Regions from separate parts of the Mus musculus genome. Here region 1 is linked to region 2. Evidence: chromatin contacts called from ENCODE Hi-C data. All regions are on one chromosome and are shown on one strand. The core of a region is the stretch at or near the end of the contact, and the rest is flanking DNA. Distances in the headings are between cores, read along the strand shown. Region 1 overlaps Elfn2 (leucine rich repeat and fibronectin type III, extracellular 2). Region 2 holds the start of Elfn2 (leucine rich repeat and fibronectin type III, extracellular 2).

Region 1 (6,111 bases), core at 3,080-5,579, 42 kb before region 2:
TCAATATAGTTGCCTTTGGTAGCCACCTTGGGTGTGTCTAGCCCAGCCTCCAGACCCTTGGAGGCAGGCAGTTTCTCTCCGACCATGGAAGGAATAGAGGACATTCTGGCCACGGGCAGCACCGGTGGCTCGCCCAGCTTCTGTGCAGCGTGCACTATGGAACCGGCATCCACGTCAGCGCCATAGCGCATCTCTAAGATAGTCTTCTTAACATTGACGGACTTCTGCTTCTCCTCTTGCATGCGCCGCTTCCGCAGGCAGTAGTAGACAGCCCCCAGCACGATGACCATGCCAAACAGGCAGCCCAGGATAGTCATGATGTAGTGCGTGGTGGTGGAGGTGCTGGGGGCCAGATCCCCGGGCACGAGGTCCCGCGTGGTGAAGGTCAGGCAGGTGTGGTTGAAGCGGCGGCTGTTGCGCAGCGAGGTGACACAGAAGGTGTACTCAGTGTGCGCTCGCAGCTTGTCCAACGTCACAATCTCTTTCTTGTTCTTGAGTGTCATGACGTCAGAGAAGTAGCTATTGTTGTACTGGACCAGAACATACATCTTGCTGTAAGGGTGGGGGATGATGACAACCAGGGTGGCCGAGGTGAAGGTGACTTGGTGCAGCTTGATGGCCGGCCCAGCAGATGCATCTGTGGTGGAGGAGGCGGGCGGCTCCACCGAGAGGATCTCGTCAGGATTGAAGCCTGAGTTCTCGTCAGGCTCCCTCTGCGCATCCGTGGAATAGGGTGTGGGGTGACTCACAGGCCGGGCAGGCATTGAGCCGTTGCGGCACTTGGCCTGCAGGACAGTGATGGCATTGAGGCTGTGGTAAGGTCTGGGCACGAGCAGCGGGTAACCGGCAAACTCCCTCGGTGACTCACACTGCAGGCGATCATAGTTCTTGGTGACATTGTTGAAGACCACAAGCCAGGCTAGGAAGCCGAAGAGGTCACACTCACAGTTGAAGGGGTTGCCAGCCAGCTCGCACACCATCAGGCTGGCCAGGCTGGCGAAGGTCGCGCCGTCCAGGCGGCTGAGGCGGTTGGAGGAGAGGTCGATGCTGATGAGACTGGGGCACTCGGAGAAGGCGGTGGGCGTCACCACCTCGATGAGGTTGTGCTGGACGAAGAGGAACTGCAGGCGGCTCATACCTCGCAGCATGCCCTCAGTCAGGTTGCTGAGCCGGTTGTAGCCCAGCTGCAGGACCTGCAGGCTCGTCTGGCCCAGGAAGGCACCATCCTCGATGTAGGAAATCTCGTTCTTGGTGAGGTTGAGGTCCGTGAGGTTCCCGAAGCGGTTGAGGGAGGAATAGAGCACGGCCTTGAGCTTGTTTTCATTGAGCCGCAGGTCATGCACAGTGCTGTTGATGTGCTGAGGGATGGTCTCATATGGAGGCTGGTTCTGGCTGCAGATGGCCAGCCACACGTAGCCCTTGTCCCCCTCGATGAGCCAGCAGTCAGCGCGCACAGCCCCTGGCTGGCACACGCACAGCAGCGCTGCCGCACACAGCCCCAGGCGCAGCATGGCCCCAGGCTTTGGCCCCTTAGATGCCCAGCTGGGGTGAAGGGCCGGAGCACAGAGGGACCTAGCAGCCAGAGGCTGGGGCTGGGAGCACAGTCCTCCCCGGAGCCGTCACCATCTTGGGGGTGACCCCCAGCACAGGGGCCTTGGGCAGGATGGACACAGCTGGCGCCTGATGCTCTAAAGGACGATGAGCAGGCAGTGGGCGTTGTTGTGACTCCAGGTTCCGGTTGGAAAGGTATGCAGGGTTTCAGGCTTTGACGTCTTCCTCTTCCTCCTCTTCCTTCCCCTTCCCCTTGGGTTCCAGGCTCAGACCTTCAAGCAGTTCCCACAGGAACCAGGAGCGCAACACTGAGGGATGCTAAGCGAGATGGAGACAGGAAGAAGCCCATCTGTTCCTGCAAGGTAGCATCAAAAGACGATGGCAGATTAGCACGAGGGCCTGGACCCACCCCTTCAGGATCCAGTGTAGGCCCCCATCCCTCTTTTATACCCTTTTAGAACCAGGGGCTCAGCGCCAGAGAGGACCCCAGGGCCCTTGCTTCTATAGAGAAAAAAAAAGGGGCTGGGGTGGCAAGGCGGGAAGGAGAGACTTGGGAGAGTTACCGTGTGGGTAGGGACTGTCTGAGAACGAGGGCAGGGGAGGAAGACTGGAGAGGAACAGGTGGGCACACATGCATGGGCACCCACCCTCTGGTGCACATCCTGCACAGTGTCCACATGCAACTGCTGGCCTGCACAAAGCCTATGAAACCAAAGCTGCATGGGCTGTACATGGGAGGGACACACACACACACACACACACACACACACACACACACCCCTCCCTACCATCTGTGTACATGACAGACATGTCCACACATCCAAGTGGGCACCCCCAAATCCGGATAAGAATTAAGAAGCCCAGTGAAATGCCTCGTTCTCCATGCCCAAAGATAAATAATTCATTTGTTGTGTAACTGCTCCTGTTCCAAAAATAATTCCCTTGTCTCAGCTTCCATGGGGGAGGGGAGTAGAACGGGCTGGCAGTGGGGGGTGGGAGGGTCTGGGTCTCTCCAGAAGGAGGGCTGGTTCTGTGGGCAGAACTAAGCCAAAGGAGGAGGGGCAAGAGTAGGGGACTAGCCCCCACACACACACCCCAGGAGAGGAGGGCACATGAATCCCAAAGAGGGTTCAGGGTTTGGGACCACCTCACGTCCCCTTCCAGCATCAAGAGGATCAGAGAAGGACGAGGCTTTGCTCCAAGTAACACAGCAAAGCGAGGCCAAAATCAAGGTTCCTAAGACACTGACAGTCACCATGGAGTCAGGAACCAAGGGGCCCTGTCCGCATAGCCTGATGAGCACTGACTCTTAGCTATCATCCTTCTGCATGGGGTCAGGGAAGCCAGCCCTTTCCTGGGCCTTGTTCGATGGGAAGTGTCAAGGTGCGATCTGGTGGCGGCTCCTCCTGAGACACAGGAGACTGGACAGCAGCAGGGGGTCACAGCCCACAGCCCAGTGGATTCATCTTTCACTTTCCCCAAAGCCCTGGGGAGATTTGGCTGGGTTACCCTGCAGGCTGCACACAGCCAGACCTGGCTCCAGCTCACACCCTGCACTCCAGACTCCAGAAACTGCGAAGGCCCTAGACAGTTGCATTCCAGCAAGGACACAGGATGGTCAGAGAAATCCACATTTGTCCCGGAAAGCCAGAACAGTGTCCACAAGAGCCACCGCCACCGCCACCTCCTGCTCCTCCCCCAGGGAGACTCTAGGAAAGAGAGCACTTTGAAAAAAAAAATGTCTAGACTTTGTGTTAAAGTGAAGCCAATTTAAAGCTGTGAGCAGCAGAGGAGAAGGGAGGGAGGCATGAGAAGGCACCCAGAGGAGGCTCCGGTGGCAATGCCAGCTGAACAGCCAACTGAGAAGGTCCAACTTGGGTCAAAGGCTGGCTTTGTAGCAGGCTGGGAACCTTGAAGGCCACCCTGACACACCTTTCTCCCCACTGTGGGGCCAAGTGTGGGAGTCACAAGGTCCTCATTCATACCACATAACGCTCTCATAGCCAAAGACTTTGGCTCCTGTGACACACAGCCTCAGTTTCCCACCAGCAGTCAGATCCTCTTGGTAGGGGCTGAGTCCTCTCAGATGCTGTCTGGAGAAGCAGGAGCCCTCGCTCGGTCTGTAATGCAGTGCCTCCCTCCTCAGTCTGTGGACCACACTGGTGTGCAGGTGCACACACAGGTGTGCAGCTGACTCGGTGCGCAGACCCAAGGGCTCTGATGGATACACTGAGCGAACGAGCGAGCGAGCGAGCGTGCAGGCTGGCACATATGCAGGAGTATGTGTGGGTGCACAGGACATGTTCAGGGATGGTCCACCCCAGGGACACATGCTGGGGTTGTGTTCAATGGTGGCAAGCAATCATGTCCGTGGCCTTGGAAATGCAGCCAATTACTCCCCCTTTATGCCACTTAAGCACATGTATGTTGCTCATACATGTGTGTGCGTGCATGCTTACAAAGCTTCAGCCATACACAGAGTCCCTCCCCCTGCTCAGATCCAAGCTAAAACAATACCACTTTATGCAGAACCAGGTCCTCTGCCCATAGTTGGGGAAAGCCCAGGTGAGGTGGGGCATAAGAAGAGGCCAGGGGAGGGGCTGAAAAGGGCTCTGGCTTGGAGAGGTGCTGGTTCCCCCTGGCTTCCATCCTTTCCAATCAGGCCAGGGTAGACAGAATGCCCCATAGCTCCTCCCAAGCCCTCAAGGTCACCCTGAGGTGGCCCTGCTCCTCTGCTCCCCAGGATGGTTTGGGCTGGGGCCCAGTGCCTACTCTCCCCGTGACGGTGACGTGACGGATTCATGGTGGGGAGGAGGCTCCCGGCACCATGTCCCGTATGCGTCAGTTGCCCTGTTCTTAGCCTGGGCTGTCTGCCCACCACCCGTTGAGGCCTGGTGCATCCAGGGAGAGGACAAGGCCACAAAGGCGCTGACAGCAGCACTTGGATCCCTGCCCAGCTGCTCACCAGATGGAGGTGCAGGTGTGCAGGGGATGGGTGTGAGGGTCTTGGGGTCAAATGTACAAGGTCATTCTCCCCTGCTCCCAGGAGGGTGCTCCTCAAGCACGGCATACCTGGGAGGACGGAGAAAGGAAGCTATAGTGACAGCAGGGCATGGAGACAATTGGGGAGCACATCTAACAGGACCGACCACAGGGAGGGAGCACAGAGATAAATGGGGAGCACATCCAACAGAGGATGACCATAGGGAGCACATAGATAAATGGGGAGCACATCCAACAGAGGACTGACCACAGGGAGGGAGCACAGAGATAAGTGGGGAGAACATCCAACAGAGGATGACCATAGGGAGCACAGAGATAAGTGGGGAGCACATCCAATAGGATGACTGACCACAGGGAGGGAGGTGACAGGCGTGAGTATGACAGTGTGACACAGGTACCTGCTGCCAGGGAGACAGAGGCTGAGATCAGCTAAGCCCCAAACACATCTAAGAGCATGTCAGGAGGAAAGAAGTGTGAAAGCAGCTGCCCAGAGCCAGATCATGGCAGTGCTGAGCCCCAGGGCAAGCTTAGGAGGCGTGCAGCAGCAAAGACAAAGCCAGCACAGGCAGGGAACACGGTTCAGAGCTGTGCAGCGTTGGCAAAGAGTAGTCTAGCCAGCTACAGGCTGTGTGAGGTCCCTTCCCGTGAGTCCTTGGAAGAAGAGTGGACAACCAGTGGGCACTGGGGTGGGGGTGGGGGTGTAGGTCAGAGCTGGAGAGAGACTGCCTGAGCCACCTGGTGATGTTCTTCTGTCTCAGGCTTGGCTTCCACAGCCAGGTTGACCCAGCTGGCCACAGTTTCCCTTCAGAATCCTGGCATCCGCCATGTGAGCAGGTGAACCCTGGCTCAGTAGGATTCCCATTTTCTCACAGGGAAGCTGGGGCCAGGACAAAAGAGGGAATGTGGTCCAGGTCAGAGTCGGGACCCAGGGTGTCAAACCCCAGGCCTCGGTGGGGTCCTCTGCTCCCTGCAGTGCAACGCTGGCCTGAGCCCTCGTTCCCATACACAGAAGCTCAGTGGATGTACCCCACAGGCACGGCAGGGGCAACAGCGGGTTCCCACAGGACAGCAGTCCAGGCCTAGCGGTGCACTTGGTATGGTTTCTACCGTGACACCACAGCCTGTGGTGAATGAGAATGGCCCACTCTGAGACTCTTGGTGAGCCTCAGGCTTTCTCTGAGCCTCAGTTTCCCCTCTTATGTGGCAAGATGACTGGCACCATGGACTTCCAGGAACCTCTGGGCCACAGCAGAGCACACTTGTCCTATAGAGCGATGATTTTCTCATCTGTGCTGACCCCAGGCTTCCCGCTCCCAGGGGGGCACTGCTCAGCTGGGGGAGGGGGGCAGACAGGGAAAGGACGTGGAAACATGGCTGGTACCCTGACCACCCATTAGAGATGGAGGAATCAGCAAGGAAGCACTGACGGCAGCTCGGCCCTGGCACACACTCCTCACAGGGCCAGGCTGCTCAAAGTCACCTGTCACCTAAACGGGACAGACGCCTCAGGCCCAGCCAGAGCTCACGAACCTTCAGCAACCTCACCACGCCTTTCTA
Region 2 (6,571 bases), core at 1,475-3,974:
GGGAGGGGTGTTCTAAGGAACAGAAAGAGAGATCTGGCACAGACTGAGCTCCACCCCAGGTGCCAGACACCAAAAGGCCCGCTGTGGTTCCTGGGACCCCCATTCTTCACTTCTAGCCTCCTCCACAAGTGACAGATGAAGGTCCAGGCAGGAAAGTAGCAAAACTCAAAAACGCAAAACTCAGAAAACGGCAAATTGAGATTAGAATCTGAGGCGCCATGCTCCCTCGAAGTGTGCCCAGGCGTCCACATAAATGTATGCAAACAAGGTATGTGCCCAAGGTCTTCGAGCTGCCAGCACAGACGGGAGAGACTCAGAGGCCAGGGGATATCATGAGTGAGAGGATGAGGTGCATCCTTGGGGAGCAACCTCCTTAAAAAATGAACGACCACACCTCCTCAGACCACCAGGAAACGCGGACCCCTTGCAAGAGACCTCTTGCTCTTGCTCCATCCCCTGCTCCTCTTCTTCCTCCTCCCAAGGGGCATAAACACACTCAACCCCACACATGCACAGTGATATCACATGCCCCGGCCCATAAGGGTGGCCCTCACATTGCTGTCCCTGTGACGTCACCAATAGCCTGAAGCTGATGTCACACCCCAAGGTTCTCACTGACATCACACACACACACACACACACACACACACACACACACACACACACACACACACACACTTCTTTCTCCCGGTGTCTTACTCTTCTTTTCCTGCCTGAAGGCTGGTGGCCCAGAGGTCCCCCTGTCCACCATGCATGACAAGAGGGTCCACAGATAGCTAAGACAGCAGCAATGTGCGTTCATCCACATACCAGACAACATTGACACGCATGTGCAAGCCCACTGTTGATCTAGACATAACATGTCCCACAGGTGTCCACAGGGTACAGAAACAGTTAGAGCCAAGCACACACACACACACACACACACACACACACACACACACAGAGGCAAACATGCCTAGCCCTCGTGATGCAGCTCCGGGTGTTGAGATGCCCCTCCTCCGTCAGCGAAGCCAACAGCCAGGGCTGCAGCTTCTACTACATTCCTCCAGGTACTGCCGAGCAGCTGCCCCTTCCCCCAGCTTCTCCTCCCACAGCCTGGCCTGCTGACAGTGACATCCGCAGCCGGACACAGGAGCACGCGCGCACACACATGCACGCGCACTCAGCACACACAGGCGCACACACACACCCCAGTTCAACACCTGTATCTCTCAACAAGGAGCCAGCTGCAGGGTAAGAAGAGTCCAGAGCCCTGGGAAGTACCCTTAAGTACCACATGTATCCAGATCTGGCTGAGATTCTGAGCAGTGTCCCCGGCTCATTCTCCTTGGTCATGCCTGACACACCGAGGCCTGGCAGCCTCTATCCTCCTCCACACAATCTCCCCAAGTACGCAGATTCAGAGAGAGAGAGAGAGAGAGAGAGAGGGAGAGAGAGAGAGAGAGAGAGAGAGAGAGAGAGAGACGCACACAGGCACATACAGACACACAGACACATACAAGCTCTCTCCCCTCCAAATATTCCAAGGAAGCCCTGCTGAGCCACAGATTGTGTGTGTGTCTGTGTGGCAATGGGGGTCTATCCTGAGTCAATACACATCCTTTCCACATGCATATACCACCCCACCAGCCAACACACCCACCCTCTACCCCCTCCTAGCCAGTAGCAGTACACACACACACACACACACACACACACACCACTAGGCAATGGTGGGGCTCAGTCAGAGCTGCAGTCTGTCCGTTTATGCTGGTGCTTCTGTCCCACACCAGCCCTGCCGAGGGGAAAAAAATCCAAGTCCTTGCAAGGGTCCCAGCATACCCTAACTCTGGTCCCCCTACTACATTCACAGTGCCCCTGAGAGATAGGGGGCAAGTCGAAAGCCGGTCCCTTCCCCCTGGGCTAGAGATCTAGCCACCCTGTGAAGCCCCCCTTACCAGTGAGATGAATTCCTTGACCCGCCACGACTCAGTGAAAAGCGGGCCGGAGCTCTGGTTCGCCAAAATGGGGGCCAGAGAGGTGCGGCGTGGTACTGGCTAGCAAAACCCTGCTCAAGCTTCTGCATCACCACCGCGAAAATGTTCACCTCGACGCTCGTCCTCCCTGCCCTCCCACCACGCCTCCGCCCAGCCTCTCCCCCACCACCTTGCGCAGGGTGGTCCCTTGGGGGTCTTATGGGGGATCCCCAGACCAAGAAGAACCAAGAAGAGTGGCTCTCCCTGCCTCATCCTCCCCTCCCAGGTCCCTTTCCAAGCCCCACCCCCGCTGGCGGCCAGGGAGCCCTCAGCTCAGCCTGGATTCCCGGGGTCCCCGCCAGCCGCCTGCAGCACTCGGATCCGGAGGAATCCACTCACCTCCAGTCCTGACTGGGATCCGAGCGGGATGCCACCACCTCCCGGCAGCGGCTGCTGCGGGGCCTGCGCCGGAGAGCGAGCGTGAGCGCGGGTGCGAGTGTGCGCGGCGGCCGGCCGTGGCTCTGTGCGTGTCGTGTGTCTGTGGCGTGGCCCGGGCGTGTGTGTCTGTGAGCGTGCGTGTGCGCGCAGACACTGCCACCCCCGCCTCCCGCCGCGTAGGGCTGCTGCCCGCAGAGGGCCCGGGTGCTGGGCGGAGGACCTCAGGGGCTGGCGATCACTGCGTCTGTCGGTCCGTCCGGCTCTGTAGCCAGATCCCTTCACAGGCCTCTCTCCGCTGCAGACCCTCCCGCCCCTCCGCCGTCTGCTTCCACGGCCACAAGCGCGCTCCCAGACACACGCCACGGGGCGGGGGCCGCGCTGGGCTCTGGCGCTACTGCAGCTGCAGCGCCCTGTGAGGTGGCTGCACCGCGGACCGCCAAGCCCCGGGCACCCGCCGAGCGCGCCCCCCGGCCCCGCCCCACCTCGGCCACCTCTCTCCGGGCTATGTCTCAGTTCACCCCACCACCGCCTCCTCCAGCTCATTCAACAGCTGGAGGCAAAGTTGCCCCGGGTGCAGCGCCCTGCTCGAGGACAATCTCATCCCCAACCCCGCTTCCCCCCTTCCCATGCCCGAGCACCCCTTTCCGCCTGCGCCCTGACCCGGTGTTCCGCGTGTAACCACTGGAGAGCACTGCGGTGGAGCTGCTGCGTTCCCATTTTGCAGGCGGGACAGCTGAGGCGGGTGAGCAGAGTGCTTGCCCAAAGTTTATACAGCGAGTCCGAGTCCGTGGAGTCTCCCAATTCTCCCTGCCTCCAAACCAAGGCATTTGGCTACCCCTCGCTGCCTTACCCCATCCCCGGGAGCATATTGGGCTCTGTGGCCACAAAGAGAAACTTCCTAAGGCCTTCCTGGCCACAGCTTAAGCTCCGCTTCAAACACAGACACCACCACCATCACCACCACCACCACCACCTGCAAGGGAGTCTCCCTGCAAGGCAGCGGTAGTTGAGGCTCTGCACCCGAAGCTGGGCACACAAGCAGCTGGTGGGAGTCTGGGCTGATGTCAGGAGTCTCCTCCAGCCGTTGTGACCCGCCAACCCAGACAGTTGAGCTCTGCCGCCGCCAGACTTTGTGCTTCGCAATCACTTTTCCGGGCCGCATTCACCAGAGCCTGTCCTCAGGTGGTGCACAGCGACTCAGCCCGGCTGCTGGAACTCCTAACAGGCCTGGGCTGAGTCTGGACAGATGAATGGGAGCTGATGGGTAGGAGTTGCTCAGCTGAAGGAAGTGGAGAAGGGTATCCCAGACTGCGGGAACGACATGTGCAAAGTCACAGAGGCGGAAAGCATCCTGGTGTACTTAGTACAGAGGGACCCGTGGAGTTGGGTAGCACTAGAGCAGAAAGAAATGCTGTACAAAATCGCCTCGCTCTTGTCATCCGAGGACAGGAAAGTAGCCCAGGATAGGACCAGAAGGGTAGATAAGCGCTGAGACCCAGGCCACCTGTTATGTCACAATTTAGAGAGACTGTGGGGTGTCTCACCTCTAAGCCTCCCGACCTGTACCTTTTTGAGTGGCAGGCGCATTTCTTCCTACCCATCCTTCAGATCTTCTTTGCAGACCCAATGAAACCTTATGCTGCCTCTGTCTACTAACCTAATCCCCTTCCCCGAAGAGGGACCATAAGAACTCAGGGTTCCCTAACCGAGGCTAGGCACCGAGGTGGGTCCAGCTCCAGTAGCACACACCCCACCCCCGCCCCTACCATCCCCCACCCCACCATCTCCCGATCCCACCTCCGCCAAGCTCGCTTCTGTTGAAGAGACGGCTGCCCCTGCGCCCTCTAGCGGATCAAATGCGCGACTGCAGAAAACTCCCTGTGGCTCGCGTGTGCTGAGGTGGGCGCTGGCAGAGGCCTACTAAATCCAGCCCTGGTCCAAGACATTGAGCACTGACTCTGGGAAGCACCAGGCATAGAATTGCAAAGTAACATCTCTGATTCATCTGTATGAGTGTCCCGGTCATCAGCCAGAGTGAGAGTCACACCTTGCCCCACCCCCACCCCCAGCCTCAGTTTCCCGCCTGTAAGAAATGGTTAAGGTCGCACTTCCTTACTGGTGCCTTCTCTTTTCTCCTGGGGCCTGCAAAGCTGGCTAGACTCACTCAGCGGTAGTTTTGAGCTTCCATGGTTCCCACATTCCAGCTTTGAAGGCTGGCCCTTGCAGGGTAGAGATAAGCTGTTGCCAGTTTCCCTCTCTGAGCTCCGTTGTTGCACCACACAGATGATGACATTGGCCGGGGCTGAGGTGGTGTCATTGTTGACTACACCATCTGGTTCCTTGATTGGGCCTTCTCTACACAAGCACTGTCCAATGTAACTTTCCACCACAGCGGAAATGATTTAAGGAGTCACTAACCTCTTGTGGCTATTGTGTGGTTAAAACCGTGGCTTCTACAACTGCCGGGTGCACTTATCTTTTTTATTTTGATTGATTTAGACTTAAGTGGCCACGTATGGCTTGTGGCTACCGTGTTAGCAAAAAACTTGGGTACATAGCAGCCTCCTGGTCAAAAAGACCCAGAGAAAGAGCTTGGTATGAGTGTGAACACCGGGACTTGACAGATTCAATGCAATTTCCATAACAATTCCAACACATTTCTTAACAGACCTTGTCAGAGCAAATTCTCAACTTCATGTGGAAAAACTAAAAACCCAGGATAGCTAAAAACAACCGAGAACAATAAAAGAACTCCTGGAGGTAGCACCATCCCTGACCTCCAGCTGGACTACAGAGCAGTAGTCATAAAAACTGCATGGTGTCAGTATGGGAACACAGGCTAATTAGAAATCCACACACCTCTGGATACTTGATTTTTTTCCACAAAGATAGCAAGACTATACAACAGAAAAAAAAAAAAGAAAAGAAAGAAAGTGTCTTCAACAAATGGTGCTGGTCTACCTGATGTCTGCATGCAGAATACTGCAAATAGATCCTTATCTATCACCCTGAACAAAACACAGGTCCCAGTGGATCAAGAACCTCAACATAAAACCAGACACAGTAAATCTAATAGAGAAGAAAGTGGGGAAGAGCCTTGAACTCACTGGTACAGGAGACAACTTCCTGAACAGAACACTAGTGGCTCGGGCTCTCAGATCAACAATTGATACATGGGACCTCATGAAACTGAAAAGCTTCTGTAAGGCAAAGGACAAAACGGCAGCCTGCAGACTGGGAAAGGATCTTCACCAACCCTACATCTAGCCCTACAAAGAGCTAATATCCAAAATTTATAAAGAACTCAAGAAGGTAGACACCAACAACACAAATAACCCTATTTAAAAATGGGGTACAGTGCTAAACAGAGAATTCGCAGCAGAGGAATCTCAAATGCCAGAGAAGCAAAAAGGAAATGTTCAAACTCCTTAGTCATCAGGGAAATTCAAATAAAAACGACTCCGAGATTCCATCTTACACCCGTCAGAACCGCTAAGATCAAAAACTCAAGGGATAGCACATGTTGTCGATAATGTGGAACAGGGGGGGGACCCTCCTCCATTGCTGGCTGGAGAGTAAACTTGTACAACCACTTTGGAAATTTCTCAGAAAACTGGGAATAGTTCAACCTCAAGACCCAGGCCAGGGGTGTGGGGTGAGGCAGAAGTGGGCATGAGCACATCCCAGGTACAGGCCAGGCCTTTCCATTTGTCACCTGGTCCCCTGTAACAGACTCCTCTTTCTCTCTCATCTGTTTAAGCCCTCCAGAGGTGGCCTGCAGCCCGGGCAAGGATGCAGATGTGGTCTTAGAAAGATGCCAAGTGACTGGCATCAGCTGCCTGAAGCACTCACAGGATCATCTGGGGACGTTTGTCTCTCTCTCCCTCTTTCCATAACACCCAATTTCTTCTCTCCGCACTGAATCAAAGTGCCCCTCCCTGAAGCTGAGCTAACAGCTCACAGGTGGACTGATGTGTGGGCCAAAGGAACAGCTGTATAGGAACCGTCCCAGAATCCCAATGTCCAAGGTAACATGGCGGGCACTTCCAACTGCCTGGAGCCCTGTATTACACTCCAGACCTTCACCCACCTTGGGGTCTTCTCACAGCACTGATGAGTGGTCCCCACAGCCCACCAACAAAGTGACCTCTGTTCCTGAGTTGAACAAATGTGAC

The links. A loop is a pair of places that touch in the nucleus more often than their neighbours do.
Region 1: a loop to region 2 is called in a map of heart, with 3 times the contacts of the local background. The contact joins the enhancer-like site here to the promoter of Elfn2 in region 2. A Hi-C loop is called at or near these places in 7 of 37 maps with a recorded cell type or tissue (adrenal gland, heart and left cerebral cortex).

Annotation. Positions count from the first base shown.
Region 1 is chr15:78,672,835-78,678,945 of GRCm38, forward strand. It overlaps Elfn2 (leucine rich repeat and fibronectin type III, extracellular 2), which reads right to left. Exons shown (of 2, transcript NM_001358692.1): 2 at 1-1,906. The coding sequence starts at 1,511. It overlaps 1700041B01Rik (a long non-coding RNA gene), which reads left to right. Exons shown (of 4, transcript XR_003951540.1): 3 at 1,816-1,913; 4 at 2,716-6,111. Among named protein-coding and RNA genes, the nearest start is that of 1700041B01Rik, 5.3 kb to the left of the region's middle. Within about 2 kb of position 4,330, at least 1 of the 3 ENCODE cell types and tissues checked has a DNase peak (open chromatin) inside an H3K27ac peak, as active enhancers do; it is left cerebral cortex, where a contact is called at or near this core.
Region 2 is chr15:78,716,047-78,722,617 of GRCm38, forward strand. It overlaps Elfn2 (leucine rich repeat and fibronectin type III, extracellular 2), which reads right to left and starts at 2,725. Exons shown (of 2, transcript NM_001358692.1): 1 at 2,358-2,725.